2 separate regions of the Homo sapiens genome follow, and region 2 is linked to region 1. A link is a loop called in an ENCODE intact Hi-C map of the cell type or tissue named here. Cell type or tissue: CD14-positive monocyte. All regions are shown on one strand.

Region 1 (8,000 bases):
AGTTAACATATCCGGAATAATGATGTCTGAAATATTTTTTTATGACCCAGAAATGGTATTTCCTTTTTTTTTTTTTTTTTTTTTTGAGACAGAGTCTCGCTCTTTCGCCCAGGCCAGAGTGCAGTGGTGCAATCTCGGCTCACTGCAAGTGCCACCCCCCGGGGTTCACACCATTCTCCTGCCTCAGCCTCCGGAGTAGCTGGGACTACAGGCACCTGCCACCACGCCCAGCTAATTTTTTGTGGTTTTTTTAGTAGAGACGGGGTTTCACCTTGTTAACCAGGAAGGTCTCGATCTCCTGACCTCGTGATCCGGCCGCCTCGGCCTCCCAAAGTGCTGGGATTACAGGCGTGAGCCACCACGCCCGGCCCAGAAATGGTATTTCTACTTTACGCAGTAGGATTGAGTTTTGCTCTGTTGCCCAGGCTTGAGTGCAGTGGTGAGACCATGGTGCACTGCAGCCACAAACTCCTGGGCTCAAGTGATCCTCCCAGCTTAGCCTCCCAGACCACGAACACTGCCACCATGCCCCGCTAATGTTTTAATGAAATGGTGGGTTTCTGTAGAGATGGGATGTTATGTTGTCCAGGCTGGTCTCAACCTCCTGGCCTCGGGCCTCCCACCTCGGCCTCCCAAAGCCGTGGGATTACAGGGGTGAGCCACTGTGCTCAGCTACCTAGTATTATTTCTAAAGCACTCAAGATCTTTATGGTAATATAAAATATATTAAAATCTCAGAATATTAGTATTGGAAGGCGCCTGGTAGTCAGCAGGTTAATCTCTTCTGCTAAAGCCCTAGCGGACCTTCCCTGACCCCCGCCGTGATGAGAGCCCCCCATTTCATGACATAACACGTCCTCTTTAGCAGATGCTTTCTTTATAAGTGTGACTTATGTTAGAAAAGGTTTACCGTTTTTCCATTTCAAAAGTAATCCATGGTCATTAGGGGTAGGAGGAGGAGGAAGAGAGAGGCCTCCGGAGCCGGCTCCCCGAGGGCGCGGCGCGTCCGTGGCCCAGGTGTCCTCGCGAGGCTGCACGCCGGGTAACCGCGCACCCATCGCCTTGCCATGGTAACCGGGGCTTCCCGGTGACCGCCAGCTCGCGCCACCCCCGCTCTTCAGCGGCCTCCGAAGGTGCCTAGAAGCCTGTGAGCTCAGCGCCCAGGCAGGTCTCCCTTCCTCAGGCCGCGGAGCCTCGCTCTGCACAGTAGGGGGCGGGCTGTTCCTTTCCGGCCTGAGGAGGCCCGTGGCTTCCCGCGCCGACGTTTGACGTGTGGCAGGGACCCGGTTAGCGTTTCTGCATCTCAGATGGAGATGTGTGCTGTGCAGAGGCCGTGGCTGGGGCGCCACGAGGCTGCCCGACTGCAGGCGCCCGGCGGAACCCTCGCTCAGGCCCGGCTCAGTCTCAGGGCAGGCGCGGTCCCTCGCCCAGGCCCCCCACCGGCCTATCCGTGCCCCCCACCCTCGCCCAGGCCCCCCCCCCGCCTCTCCGCGCCCCCCACCCTCGCCCAGGCCCCCACCCGCCTCTCCGCGCCCCCCACCCTCGCCCAGGCCCCCCACCGGCCTCTCCGCGCCCCCCACCCTCGCCCAGGCCCCCCACCCGCCTCTCTGTGCCCCCCATCCTTGCACCCCGCGCTGTCCCCGGCGGTCTGGCCTGGCGTCTGGAGCTCCGGGAGCGCCTGTCCTCCCAGGGCCGATGCCAGCGCCCGCCCTCCGCGTTCCCGGCATTGACAGAATGTCCAGGCGCGCAGGGCCCGTGGGTGGGGCCTGGGCACCCGGCCCTGCCCTCGCGCACCCTCCAGACCCGCCACTTCTTAGATAGAGAGCGGCCGCCTCCCCGCCCTCCTTTCAGCCACTCGCTCCGCGCAGTCAGCTCTGCTGACTCTTCCGGAGGATTCTGGAAGGTTCCAGAGGGTGTGCCGCCGAGGCCCTGCGAGAGGGCGTTCCCTGGGGAGAACATTCCAGAGCAAGGTAACATCCATAAACGGAGGCTGAAACGGCCTGAGACGTCCCGGGAGTAACGAAGACCCCAAGGCGGCCCCAACTTGAGGGGGGCGAGGTAGCCAGGAATGGGGGGGTGGTGGGAGGGACGGGAAGGCAAACGCGCTGCCTGCTGGGGACGGACGCGCCTTGGGGCAGCCGGGGAGGCCCCGAACGCAGAGATGGGGGAGGCCAGGCGGGTGGGGAGGAGCCCGCGGGGCCGCCAAGGGGGTTCCAGGCAGGCAAGGCCGCCCGGCCTCGGGGCTCTGCGGCACCCAGGTTTCTCTTTCTTTAATTTTTTTGATGGAATCTTGCTCTGTCGCCCAGGCTGGAGTGCAGTGGTGCGATCTTGGCTCACTGCAACCTCCACCTCCCGGGTTCAAGCGATTCTCCTGCCTCAGCCTCCCGTGAATTTATTTTTAAGTTTCCTGGGGGGTGGGATGAGGACCTCTTTGGCCTTTTGTTTGGAATCATGTTAACTTAGTAGACTTCTTAGCTCTGTTGGACATTTTTAAAACAGAAGAGGCTGCCCAGCTGTGAATATCTCATTTCTTATGATACTCATCCATAGTCAGAAGAACCAAGGCAGAAACTGAGGATGCTTGTTGTAAAGTTGGGCTAAGAATACACCCCAGAGCCATGATAGACATAGACTCTGAAAGAAAGGCAGATCTGGAACTAATAAGCAATTATAGCAAGGTCGCAGGAAACAAGGCTAATATGTAAAAGTCAGTCGCTTTCCTATGTACTACAAATGAGCGAGTGGAATTTGAAAATAAAAACATAATACCATTTACTGAAAATGAAATACTGAGGTATAAATCTAACAAAGTATGTACAAGAGCTATATGAGGAAAACTACAAAACTCTGATGAAATAAGTCAAAGAAGGACTAAATGAAAGGAGAGATATTCCATATTCATGGTCAGGAAGACTCACTATCATCAGAGGTCAATTTCTCACAAATTCATCCATAGATTTAATGCAATACCAACAACAATTCCAACAAGTTGTTCCCGAACACCAGGGGTTCTGTCCAGGTCATGCTGCCCACTGCACAAAAAGCCCCCAGTCTCTGAGACAAAGAGAGTTGCCGGGGAAGAAGGCTTTATTCTATTACAGGCGGTGTCAGCTGGAGAGACAGGAGTCAAAACTCAAATCCGTCCCGCCTTCCCGGCTAAAGTCAGGGGTTTACATAGCTGGGAAGGAAGACAGGAGGGGCAAAGAGGGGAGGTGCGTGGGTGGAGCACGGAGGGGAGGTGCGTGGGTGGAGCACGGAGGGGAGGTGCGTGGGTGGAGCACGGAGGGGAGGTGCGTGGGTGGAGCACGGAGGGGAGGTGCGTGGGTGGAGCACGGAGGGGAGGTGCATGGGTGGAGCACAGGATATTTTTGGGACGGTGGAACAACTCTATGATACTATAATGGAGGATGTGTGTCATTACACATGTAGCCAAACCTACATTGACAGCAGTGGCTGCTGCCATCATCCGCCTGCAGCAGGGAAGCGTGGCTGGGGCCTCACACTCCATGGAGCCAGTGGGTGCCCCGCCCCTTCTGAGTTCGGAAGGGAGCTGTCCGTGCTCCCCGTGCTGCTGCACCTGCCCAAACCACAGCTGCAGACCCAGGCCTCCTGCTCTACGAAGCTGCCCAAACTGCAGCTGTGGATATGAGCCTCCCTGTGCACTTGAGGGAGCTGGGAACAGGCAAGATCTGCCTTCCCGGGTACAGCTGCAGCTGCGGCACCCACGGCTGCAAACCTGGGCCTCCTATTCCAAAAAGCGGGCAGGAGCTAGGGACAAGTAGGAGCCCTGCCCCTTCCGAGTTGGTGGGAGCTCCCAGGTGCAGCTGTGGCCGCCCTCCCGGGTACAGGACCTGGGTGTTTCTGCAGCCTACACCCTCAGGGGCCCCAGGAAGGACCCCCCCTACCACATCCCTGCAGGCTCGGGGGTGTCTTCTGCTGCCTGGCCTCTCTCCACTCCTAGCGCCTGCTCCGATCTCAGAGCTGGGGCTGGGGCCAAGCCCAGGGGCCATGAAGGGCCGTGGGAGGCAGATTGATTTCTGGGTAGAAGGGGCAGGTCCCCAGGAAGGCCCTACCTTCAGGCCAGCGAGGGCCTGAAGGCTGGGGGCTGGGCTGCCAGTGCTGCAGACAGGAGTGGGGACTCTTGATGCCTCTTCTGGGCCCACCCATGACCACTTATGGACCAATCGGCATGCACTTCCTCCCCTCAGAGGTCCATACAAGCTCTGGGCTCAGCCAGAGCAGGGCAGAGAAGGGTCACAGGATGAAGAGGACAGAGGGCAGAGAGACGACCGGATGGGATGACCAGCTGCAGAGAGGAGTACCCTCTCCACTGAGAACAGCAGAAGGCAAGACAACCTGTCCACAGAGAGGAGCTACCCTCTCTGCTGAGAGCTTCAGAGACCTGCAGAGACATCTGAATGACCTGCCTGCAGAGAGCAGCTTCCCTCTCTGGGGCCTCCTCTCTGCTGAAAGCTGAACACTCGAGAGACGACCTGCCTACGAGAGGAGCCACCCACTCCTCTGAGCTGTTCTGACACTAAATACAACTTTTCTTCTTCACGCTTCACTTGTCTGCGTACCTCATTCTTCCTAGACGCAGGACAAGAGCTCTGGCAAAGGCGCTGCAGCCACAGAGGTTTCCGGCCGGAAAAATCGGCACCCCAGAGATCCCATGAGAACGTCACGTACAGCACTGAGACGGAGCCCTAATGAAAACTGTGGCTCTGGGTGATAATGACGTTACTGTGGGTTCATCAACTGTAGCAAATTCGCCCTCTGCTGGGCGTTGTTGGAAATGCAGAGGCTCTGGGGGGTCAGGTATGTGGGAGCTCTCTGTACCTTTCTTGTAATTTGATGTGAACTTAAAGCTGCTCCAAAAAGATAAAATCTTGAAGAAAAGCGAAAAAAAAAAAAAGGAAGAGAGGAAAAAATGACAGGCAGAAGGTCACGCCTGGCCCCTCAGTGCGCGTCCTCAGGCCTCTGCTCCCAGCTGGGGCTGGCAGGTGGTCGGGGGGGCACCCAGCTCCTCCACTCCCCACGCCCACCACAGCTTTCAAAGTTAGGAACACAGGCAGGGTGGAGGTGAAGTCCGAACAGAAAGAGGAGACTTAAGGGAGGGCGAGCCCTGACTTTGTTTCGTTTTTCCGAGGCGACATTCGGTGCAGCTTTCTGGGTCCCCAAGGCTGACCCTGCTGCACCATGAACCACACGTCCACACCCTCACTGTCTCCCGCTCATGACATCAGCTCACCTGAGACTGTCACCGAAGGCTCTTTAACGTGAAATGAGTGGTTTTAACTATTTTTAAGTACACAGTTGTGTGGCATTAAGTGCATTCACTATGATGTGTGGCCATCACCATCGTCCACCCTAGAACCCCTTCATTTTCCCCAACAAATTCTGTCCCTTTAAGCAAGTGCTCCCCATCCCCCACCCCCTTCTACCTTCTGTCTCTGTGAATCTGATGACCGTCAGTCTCTGAGCACAGCCATACCATCGTGGGCCTTTTGTGTCTGGCTTACTTCACCGAGCATAATGTCCTCAGGGTTTATCCGCATTGTGGCAGGTGCCAGAATCCCCTTCCTTTTTTAAAGGCTGAATAATGCTTTACCGTATGGATAGACCACATTTTGTTTATGCGTTCATCCGTTATCGGACGCTTGGGTTGGACCATGTTTAGTGGGTGTGAATAAGGCTGCCCTAAACACGGGTGCACAGGCATCTGCCCAAGTCCCTGCTCTCAGTTCTTTTTGAGAAATACCCAAAAGTGAAATTGCTGGGTCATATGGCAGTTCTATTTTTAAGGTTTTGAGGAGCCGCCACACTGTCTTCCCCAGCGGCTGCCCTGTTTTACATCCCCTCAAGCAATGTAAAGGGTCCCGGTGTCCCCACATCCTCCAGTTTCTCCACATCCCGAGCACTTGCTGTCTTCTATTTTTGATACTTGTTACCCTAATGGCTGTGAGGTGGCACCTCATTGTGGTTTTGATTTGAATTTCCCTAATGACCTGTGATAGTGAGCATCTTTTCATGGGTTTATTGGCCATTTGTATGTCTTCTCTGAAGAAATTGTCTATTCAAGTCCTTTGACCATTTTTGAATCGAGCTGTTTGTTTTTTTGTTGTTGAGTTGTGGGGGTTCTTTATACATTACTGAAGGCTTATTTTTATGGTCCAATAATTCTTTATAGCACTGGGTGCTCGCTAGCCAGATGCCGTGATTATTTATGGCCTGGGACTGCGGGTACACATGTCTCCATTTGGAGGCTCAGCCAACGTTTCTAGGTCTGTTAACTTGAATTCATCTTTTAAATTGAAAAAAAGATTTATTTTCCTCCTTATAACAGTCAAATCTCCGCCTTTCGTGTTTCCAGGGCCAAGTACTATCTGGGGGTAAAATGTTAAAGCTCAGTGAGAAATCCCTGGATACACGGAGGTTACATTTCAAAGGCCAGACCCCTGGTGAGAGCAGAATAATAGTGTCATAAATGGCGATGTTGTATTGTGCAGTTGATAAATTGAGTAAATATTTGCTAAAAGCCAGGAAACCCCCACAGCAATAAGGACAAATGATGTTCATCAAAATGGCAGCCGTTTACTCAAGAATTAGGCAGAACCCACGGCGGGATGGACACTTGGACGTGCTCTCGGGACGGGCTGGCTAGGAAAGCTACAGCTGCAGATGGAGCTGGGAACCTCGCCCTGCCCTGAAACCCAAGGGAAAATCAGACTCCGAGGCACCGGTCGCCCTAAACCACCACAGATGGGGTTTCCACCTTCCTAGGAATAAGAGTGGAATATGCACCTGGGGGTGCAGCTTCGCCTTCCGCACAACAAGGGTCAGCGCCAATGTTTCCCTGAGATTCTCAGAGACCCAGAGCGCTGCCACCAGCGGCCTCCTGCCTCCCTGGAGCTCTTACCTCCCGCTCCCTCTCTCCGTCCAGGTGCTTACTTCTGGGAACTAATCACTCAGTTTGTCTGATTTTTTACTTTTAAATCTCTTTCAAACCATTGGTGCCTTTGCAGCTTCTTGTAGCCACCGTCAGAGCCAGGCAGCAGGGGAGGAGGAGGCTTGGACTGTGGTGCAGAAAACCCCGTCCAGCCTCACTTGCCTTGGGAAGGCTTTGAAAGGATCATTTATACACTGGAGGATTCCATGAAGACTTTTTTTGGCCACCCTGAGTGGTTCAAGGTTCACCCTGTCTCTGTGAGGCTCGGCCTTGCCTTCTTTCATCAAAAGAAAAACAGAAGCCAAGGCTGAGGCCTTGCTGACCGGTCCCTCCCGAGTCCCTTCCTAACTGGAAACGATGATTCAGTCCAGAACTCCGCCTGCTCAGTCCCTGCTGTAAACTTCGTGGCTCTCTTTAAGTGCTGCTAGATGCCAAGCCAGGGAGACAGCCTGTATCATCAGTGCAGTCGCCCTGGGGGTGACACCAGGGATGATTATGTAAATTCTCATAAAACCCACAGGCAAGTTTTGCTGCGGCCCGGCCTCCGGAGTCCTCCTGGTTGTAAGGGAAAGCACGAACTTGAGCGTGAAGACTCCAAAGCAGAAAAAAAGCAGAGCTCAGGAGGAAGCCTGCAGGGAAGGCCAAACCCTCCTGTGTGTGGAGCGGAGGTCAGGCTGGGGCGGGCGGCCACAGCTCCCCACCCTGGCCGCACCCCAGCCTGCAGATCTGACAGATGCAGGCCCCACTGCACCTGACAGTGCCGTGCTCAAATTGCTCACTCAGCAATGACATATTGGTGACCTGCCGGCAGCAGGCACTGTGGACAACACGTGGGGAGCACTGAGCAGGGCTACCTGCAGACGGCCTGGAAGCTCACCTTGGGCCGACTGGCAGCAGGTCACATGGCCTCTCTTAATTAATCTAATTTCCCACAAGGCAGCCGGGGGTTATTCCAGGCAAACCTGAATTCCTGCGTGGAACCTCAGGTGCCAACACCTGCACATGTAAGCGGTGTCCAGGCTGCACCCTGGAGCCCAACCCTGGACCCCTT
Region 2 (8,000 bases), 110 kb before region 1:
GTTCTCCTGCCTCAGCCTCGCAAGTAGCTGAGATTACAGGCATGCACCACTATGCTGGGCTAATTTTTTTTATATTTTTAGTAGAGACACGGTTTCACCATGTTGGCCAGGCTGGTCTGGAACTCCTGACCTCAGGTGATTCACCAGCCTCAGTCTCCCAAAGTGCTGGGATTACAGGCGTGAGCCATCTCACCCCGCTGGTATTATAGCTTTTAGTATACACCAAGCATTTCTTTCAGTTTGTTTCATTGTACTTAGTTGCTCACATAATTAATCTGATGAATATAAATAGTTTTATGTTCTTTATTTGTACTGAGATCATACCAAGTTTCAGTATGTCGTAGCTATTGGAAAAAACTTAATGGTACCTTTGCAGGCTTTACACCTGCCTGCATGGTGACAATTTTCTTTAATATTAGCTCTTTCAAAACTCTTTAATTTATCTTGTTTACAATGTGTATGACTATTAATTTTTATGGTCAATGAAAATTTTAGAAATTTCTAAGTTTTTTTGTTACATACCAAACAATTGATAGGTAATGTGTGAGTTTATTGTTATGAAATTTATTAATCATAGCTTGAAAAATGTAGACATGTTTTTTAGGTTATTCTTAGTTTAAAATAAATTTCTACCCTTTTTATTTTCATGTGAGATATGTACTAGTGATGTGAACTGTTTAGGTACAGTGCAATGCCGTTTCATTCTGTTTTTAGAAAGGCTGAATGTTTTAGAGTAGCTACAGTGGGGTCTCCAAGGTTGGTCCTCACCAATCCGCTTGTGGGGTTCCTCCAGAGAACTGCAGAAACTCTGGCATGAACTCTCCATTCAAAGCCCTGTGCTGATTCTTGACGAAAGTTTAACACTGCTCCTCGCGGTGTAAGGCCACCTCTGGGACAACCCAGCTCAGTGTTGTCTGAAAGAGCTCAGGGCTGTCAGAATAATTTACTGTTTGTTTTAGCCAACACCTGGGGATAGGTCCCTGACATCCTTTCTGAAGAGAGTTTAAAAGGGCTTAAATTATGAATCCTTCTCTGTCCTTTTGAGATGTCTCTAAATCTGCAATTCAGGAGTGTCTTTGAAAAGATATCAGAAAGGACAGGATGGCCTCTGTTCTGGTCTCTCTGGGAAGGTAGAATCCTAACTACTGTAATTATCAGCTAGCAGACACAGCGAGCTTAATCTCACACTGACCAGCCTTTGTAATTTTTCACTTGAGCTCCCCTAGCCCGGGTTCTCCCCTAAAACACTCCCTCACCTCAGTGCAAACAGAAATGGAGCTCAGCTGTTTCCCGTCCCGCCTGCAGTTACTGAATGAAATCTATTTCACCACTCGAAAGTCTGGCATCCCCCTCCCCACACTTCTCATCTGTCAGCCAAGTCTAGAAAGGAATCAGCCTGAGGTCAGCTCTGTCTACAAAATAGACTCAGCGCAGCAGCATTTTAGGCATCTGCCGCTTTGACGTAGCTTTGACGTAGCAGCTCACAGATAGGACTCTCATCTGCAAATACATGCATACCGAAAACACAGGTGCTCCCTGCAGCCACGTTTGTCACATGGAGTACAGAGTGTTAGAAGCAGCCTGTGTGGTCACCAGCCAGGGCCTAGGTGAGTGAATTACGGTGACTGTAGGGAATAACCTTGGATTCAGTGATGGAAACTGATCATCCTAGTTTTCTTCGTTACCGTTTTCTTCAGAGCACTTTTCCTACCAGGGAGCGTCAGTTACACAGTCAAGTAATAGAATGAAGACCTGGATAGGCTGCATTTCATAATTTGGCCCTAAGTAATTTGATAACTTAAAAATTCTAGTGTAAGGAATTTTGGAAAAAAAATGAGGACAGCAAAGGATAAATTATGTCCCAGTCCTAAAGGCGGGAGCCAGCCTTGCCCTCTGGGTCTCTTAGCGTGCGCCCTAGTTTGGTGTGTTGCCATGCAGGGTTAGTGAAGCACACCACTCTGGCCGTTAGTGCTCCTGCTCATTCCACTCTGTAATTCTGAGAATTAATGTTGGTGTCGTCAACCTAAAGAAAATCCAGGCAAAATTAATTATAGAGACTATCAGGGCCACAGCCTGGGAAACACTGGGAGGCGCTCCAGAGAACAAAGGAGAGGCTTGAGTGTTTAAAGAGAAAAGGACGAATCAGGGGACGATTACAAAATACTTTGTCAAGTACTGGTTTACAGAAATAACATTGATTATTGATTGGTTATACATCACTGAACTGCAGGTTACGAATTCTGGTGTCCAGTGTATGACATTGGTAGGTTAATTTATGGCTATTGGCCAGGTGTGGTGGCTCATGCTTGTAATCCTGGCACTTTGGGAGGGAGGATTGTTTGAGGATGGGAGTTCGAGGCCAGCCTGGGCAACATAGCAAGACCCTATCTCTTAAAAAAAAAAAAAAAAAAAAGCCTGGGCATGGTGGTGCATTTCTGTAGCCCCAGCTACTCAGGAGGCTGAGGTGGGAGGATTTCTTGAGCACAGGAGGTCAAGGCTGTAGTGAGCTATGATAGCACTGTGTCCGGAGTTGGTTCCTTCTGGTGGGTTCTTGGTCTCGCTGACTTCAAGAATGAAGCCACAGACCCTCGCGGCGAGTGTTACAATTCTTAAAGATGGTGTGTCCGGAGTTTGTTCCTTCACATGTTCAGATGTGTCTGGAGTTTCTTCCTTCTGGTGGGTTTGTGGTCTTGCTGACTTCAGGAGTGAAGCGACAGACCTTCGCAGTGAGCGTTACAGCTCTTAAAGATGGCGCATCTGGAGTTGTTTGTTCCTCCCGGTGGGTTCATGGTCTCGCTGACTTCAGGAGTGAAGCCCCAGACCTTTGCAGTGAGTGTTACAGCTCATAAAGGTAGCGTGGACCCAAAGAGTGAGCAGCAGCAAGATTTATTGTGAAGAACAAAGCACAAAGCTTCCACAGTGTGGAAGGGGACCCAAGCAGGTTGCCACTGCTGGCTGGGGGTGGGGGGAGGGGGGCCAGCTTTTATTCCCTTATTTGGCCCTGCCCACATCGTGGTGCGTTTACAAACCTTTAGCTAGACACAGAGTGCTGATTAGTGCATTTTTACAGAGTGCCGATTGGTGCGTTTACAAACCTTTAGCTAGACGCAGAGCGCTGATTGGTCCGTTTTTACAGAGTGCTGATTGGTGCGTTTACAAACCTTCAGCAAGACAGAGTCCTGATTGGTGTGTTTACAGTCCTTTAGCTGGACAGAAAAGTTCTCCAAGTCCCCACCCACCCAGAAGCCCAGGAGGCTTCACCTCTGGGCACCACTGAACTCTAGCCTGGGTGACAGAATGAGACTCTTTAAATAATAATAATATGGCTGTTGGTGGTGATGCTGAGTCAAGAGGTCATAAAGCAGGCTGCTTACTTAGCTCTGGGTGTGGGAGGAGCGGGACTTCCTTAGCTCCAGGTGTGTGTGAGGGGGGCGGTGAGCCGGACGTCCTTAGCTCCGGGTGTGTTTGGGGGGGGCGGTGAGCGGGACGTCCTTAGCTGGGGGGGGGTGTGGGGAGAGCGGGACGTCCTTAGCTCCTGGTGTGTGTGGGGGGGGCGGTGAGCGGGACGTCCTTAGCTCCGGGTGTGTGGGGGGAAGGGGGACGTCCTTAGCTCCCGGTGTGGGGGCGGGGGGGAGCGGGACGTCCTTAGCTCTGGGTGTTTGGTGGGGAGCCGGACGTCCTTAGCTCCGGGTGTTGGAGGGTGTTGGAGGGGGGAGCGGGACGTCCTTAGCTCCGTGTGTGGGGGTGGGGAGCGGGACGTCCTTAGCTCCGTGTGTGGGGGTGGGGAGCGGGACGTCCTTAGCTCCTGGTGTTGCGGGGAGCAGGACGTCCTTAGCTGCGGATGTGGGGGAGAGCGGGACGTCCTTAGCTCTGGGTGTGGCGGGGTGGGGAGCGGGAAGTCCTTAGCTCCCGGTGTGTGTGTGTGGTGTGGGGGGAGAGGGACGTCCTTAGCTCCGGGTGTGGGGGGGGGAGCAGACGTTCTTAGCTCTGGGTGTGGCGGGGAATGAGACGTGACCACTGTCACATTTCAGTGGCTCTGGGCCTAAACATTTAAAGGAGCTCACATTCCTCAGATTAGTTTCTTTTCTTTCTCAGTGTCATGCAGGGAACAGGATGACGATGTGGACGTCAGCGCTATACCACTGGGTCCATGTAGATGAATGTCACAGGGTTGGGCCGCGGTGTCTCTGTCATGTGGGGACTCAGGCTGGAGAGTGCCTTTGCTGCTTTGCACAGAGCTAGTGGTCATCCTGAAGGTCCAGAATGGATTTATGGCAGTGTCCCTGGAAGGAAGAGTGGATTTAGAAACATGTTATAAGCAGAAATAGTAGTATCTGGTGACGCTTTCCTCTGTTTATTTTTTAATAGAGATGGGGTTTCGCTGTGTTGCCTGGGCTGGAGTGCAGTGGCAGTTATCACAGCTCACTGCAGCCTCGACCTCCTGGGCTCAAGTGAGCCTCCTGTCTTAGCCTCCTGAGTAGCTGGGACTGCGGTTGAATCACCATGCTTGGCTGATTTTTTTTTTTGATGGAGATGGGGTCTTGCTGTGTTGCCCTGGCTGGTCTTGAACTCCTGGGCTCAAGTAATCTTCCTACCTCAGCCTAGCAAAGTGTTAGGATTACAGGTGTGAGCCACCATGCCTGGCTCAAAATAACTTCTTTTAAACATTTCTTAATGTTCAATTAACTAGTTCAAATCAGTATTTAACTTTAACCTCTGATGAGTGTTTTCTAAAAGAGGAGGCTGGGTTAGAAAGCAAGGGGAGAAGCCCACTGCCCACAGGTGGCTGCAGATGCCAGTGGCACCTTCTCGCTGGAGTCTGCCCAGCTGTCGGAGGTTATGTGGCAGGAACAATGAGCGTCAGGTCCAGGGGCTTCTGCTGTTTGGCTTACAGAGCGCGGAAGCCCTCACACCCACTCGTAGTGGGGGTCGGACAAGATGGCACAGGGGTGGGGTTTGCTTTCCATCTGGGCTGTGAGTGTCCTCCCTGAAGTGAGGTTTTGGCTTCACCACCTCTGATGGTGCACCTTGGAGGTGATACCACCTTGGAAGTGATTTCAGCCCAGGTTTACTTCTCCTTGGATTTCAGGATGAGATGAGAGTGGGGAAAAGAATTCCCTTGAAGCCCTGCATTGAGGGGAAGGGGAGTTAAATCAGTTTCATCTGTTTTATTCGGGAGGCAAATCAAAGGGATGTAAACATTGTTCAGGGTTCTTACTGTACAGTTCTCAATAGAATTTTGTTATGAAAAGGTTCTAGATGATTTAGTTGATGTAAATCGAGCATAAATCGAGGGACAGAGGCCCTGGGGAGCTGGTGCTGGGCAGCCGCTCATCTCCTGTTTGCTTGCCATGTGCATGAAGGATGCTGGCCCAGGACAGGTGCTTGCAGATGCTGAAGACCGCAGGCTCCAGTTCTCATCCACTAGTGCGTGGGCTGAATCATGCTGATGGTTTTGCTGCTTAGCTCTCCTGAGTCTCCTCACCCCAGTCCCCAGGCTGGGGTTTGTTCCACTCCTGGGAGTGCTGGGGAACTTTGCCCTTTGGTTCCATACTTGGAGAGTTGATTTTAAGCGTGGATTGCTGGGCTGCTCCATAGGGCAGAGTCTGAGGGCAGGTCAAGTTGGTCTTTAAAAGGCCTTGGCAGAAGCATGTGGTTTACATGTGGCAAGTGGGGACCGACAGCACCGGGGCAGGGAAGTCGTAAATCACTGTTGAACAGTTTGAAACTCTAGAGGGAGACAGCATGGATAGAAAACTTGAGGGTAAACAGTCCATATTAGCTGAGTTTTAAGCGCTCCAAAGTAGTCAGTATTCTGTGCATTTAAGAAAATGGCTGTTACTTTTCATACTGAAAAGTAGAGAGGCCGAAGAAAAATCCTGTGATCTCTGTCAGAGACCTCTTGTCTTCAGGGTTTTTAACTTTGTCAGTATCAGTAATGTTAACCATTAAGAAACCCCACTGGATGGGTTTTGTGACATACTTACTTTTCACATTCTGAGCTAGTGGCCTTGTGCCTTCCCAGTGTCCCCTGAATGTCCTCAGCGTCCCCTGTGTGCAGCGCCCACGTCTCCTGGTTGAACTGTCCCCTAATGTTCTAGGTGTCCCCTCTCTGTGGTGCCCATGTCTCCTGGTTGGACTGTCCATTGGTGTCCTGGGCATCCCTTCTTTGTGGTGCCCATGTCTCCTGGTTGGACTGTCCCTGAGTGTCCTGGGTGTCCCCTCTCTGTGGTGCCCACGTTTCCTGGTTGGACTGCCCCTTGGTGTCCTGGGCGTCCCCTCTCTGTGGTACCCTGGTCTCCTGGGTCTCCTGGTTGGACTGTCCCCGAGTATCCTGGGCGTCCCCTCTCTGGTCACTCGTGTCCTGGGTTCCATTCAGCCCTTTTTTTATAGCAGGTCCTATATTAAACCTCTCTGTAGGAGTTAACTTTAAACAAATAGTTGGCCGGGCGTGGTGGCTCACAACTGCAATTCCAGCACTTTGGGAGGCCGAGGTGGGGGGCTCACCTGAGGTTGGGAGTTCGAGACCAGCCTGACCAACATGGGGTAACCCCATCTCTACTAAAATTACGAAACTTAGCCGGGCGTGGTGGCGGGCGCCTGTAATCCCAGCTACTCAGGAGGCTGAGCCACGAGAATTGCTTGAACCTAGGAAGTGGAGGTTGCAGTGAGCTGAGATCGCACCACTGCACTCCAGCCTGGGCGACAGAGCAAGGCTCCGTCTCAAAAAAAAAAAAAATTGTTTAATATATTTATGAGGTATTACAGCTTTTTTTGTTTGCCCTAATTTTCACATTCCAGGAAGAGTTTTAGTGGCTTGTCCATGAAAAGTTTCCATTTTTCATTTGGACTAAATCTGTTTTTTTTTTTTTTTTTTGAAACAAACCCCCAAATGCTTCCTTTATTTATACCTTTAAGGAAGTGTTTCTCAAAGGGAAAAATTGAATAATTATGGTATATTCTCTGCAGGAAATCATCCTTGATTGAGTTTGCTTAGCTGAGGTTAGGTTTATCATTAAGCTCTGTTGTACCAGGGTTGTGGGGTTGTAGGGTTGTGGGGTTGTACCCTGTGTTGTTGGAGTGTGTTACTATGGCGTGGTGATACGCGGTTAGGTTAAGCATGAAGCTCTGTTGTACCGGGGTTGTAGGGCTGTACCCTGTGTTGTTGGAGTGTGTTACTGTGGCATGGTGATAAGCACCTGCGTGTTCTGCACTGAGGTTCTGCTGAGGCCTCAGTGCAGCTGTGGAGCAGGAGCGGCACAGAAGAAGGAGCTGTGGCTGCACTGGCAAAGCTCATGCTCCCCTCGGGGAGACCAGCGCGGATCTTGTAGGAATCACTATCGCGAGGGTTGCCAGGAGGCAGTGGTGCAGTGTGACAGGAGGCGCTCCAGGTGGCGGCGAGGGTGCAGAAGGGGAGTCCCAACCTTGCCTTAGAGCACAGTCAACCTTTACTGTCCTCATGGTTCCTGTAGGTTAGGGTTTGGGGGTGGCGTGGGGGGACGTTAGGGTGCAGTCCTCACGCTCTCTGAAGGTTGCGTTGGGCTGAGGGGCCCTTCTGACGTGTGGGCTGGTGCCGGCCTCTCCTGGGCCTCCCCGGGAGTGCTTGGGCATCCTTGTGCTATGGCGTCTCCCAGGGTGCGCGGTGAGAGCAAGCGGGCACCACAGCCAGGTGGAAGCTCTGGAAGGGACCCTGAGCAGGAAGGCGCACAGCTGGGCCTCCACCCCGTCCTCCTCATCAGAAGTGTGGCAGGGCGGGCGGCTTGAGCTGAGGAGTTTGGGCAACATGGCGGAACTCCATCTCTACAAAATACAAATATTAGCCAGGTGTCATCCCAGCTACTCAGGAGGCTGAGGTGGGAGGATGACTTGAGCCGAGGTTGCGCCACTGCACTCCAGCCTGGGTGACAGAACCAGACCCTGTCAAAAAAACAAAAAGACGATGATGAAGAAGAGTGTGACATAGAATCTGGCCCACGTTCGAGGAAGGGGAATCAGCTTGA

Evidence for each region. Hi-C counts contacts between places; a loop is a spot of excess contacts. Peaks named below come from ENCODE experiments on the same cell type or tissue, not always from the same donor. Only the 100,000 strongest peaks of a DNase experiment are listed, where the experiment ranks them.
Region 2: a loop joins it to region 1, with 2.5 times the contacts of the local background. A loop is called at or near these places in 7 of 110 quality-filtered maps.

Annotation. Positions count from the first base shown.
Region 1 is chr7:158,972,460-158,980,459 of GRCh38, forward strand. It overlaps LOC124901795 (a long non-coding RNA gene), which reads left to right and starts at 1,842. Exons shown (of 2, transcript XR_007060626.1): 1 at 1,842-2,058; 2 at 4,209-8,000. RefSeq lists enhancers at 3,503-4,243, 4,185-4,304, 4,315-4,364. In CD14-positive monocyte, CTCF peaks have their summits at 4,787 (motif pointing left) and 4,991; a DNase peak (open chromatin) is centred at 4,762; H3K4me3 peaks cover 1,015 bases; H3K27ac peaks cover 828 bases.
Region 2 is chr7:158,860,160-158,868,159 of GRCh38, forward strand. The region is part of intron 1 of DYNC2I1 (dynein 2 intermediate chain 1); the gene reads left to right. Among named protein-coding and RNA genes, the nearest start is that of DYNC2I1, 7.6 kb to the left of the region's middle. RefSeq lists an enhancer at 1,401-1,900. In CD14-positive monocyte, no CTCF peak of the experiment used is centred here; no DNase peak of the experiment used is centred here; H3K4me3 peaks cover 1,556 bases; H3K27ac peaks cover 864 bases.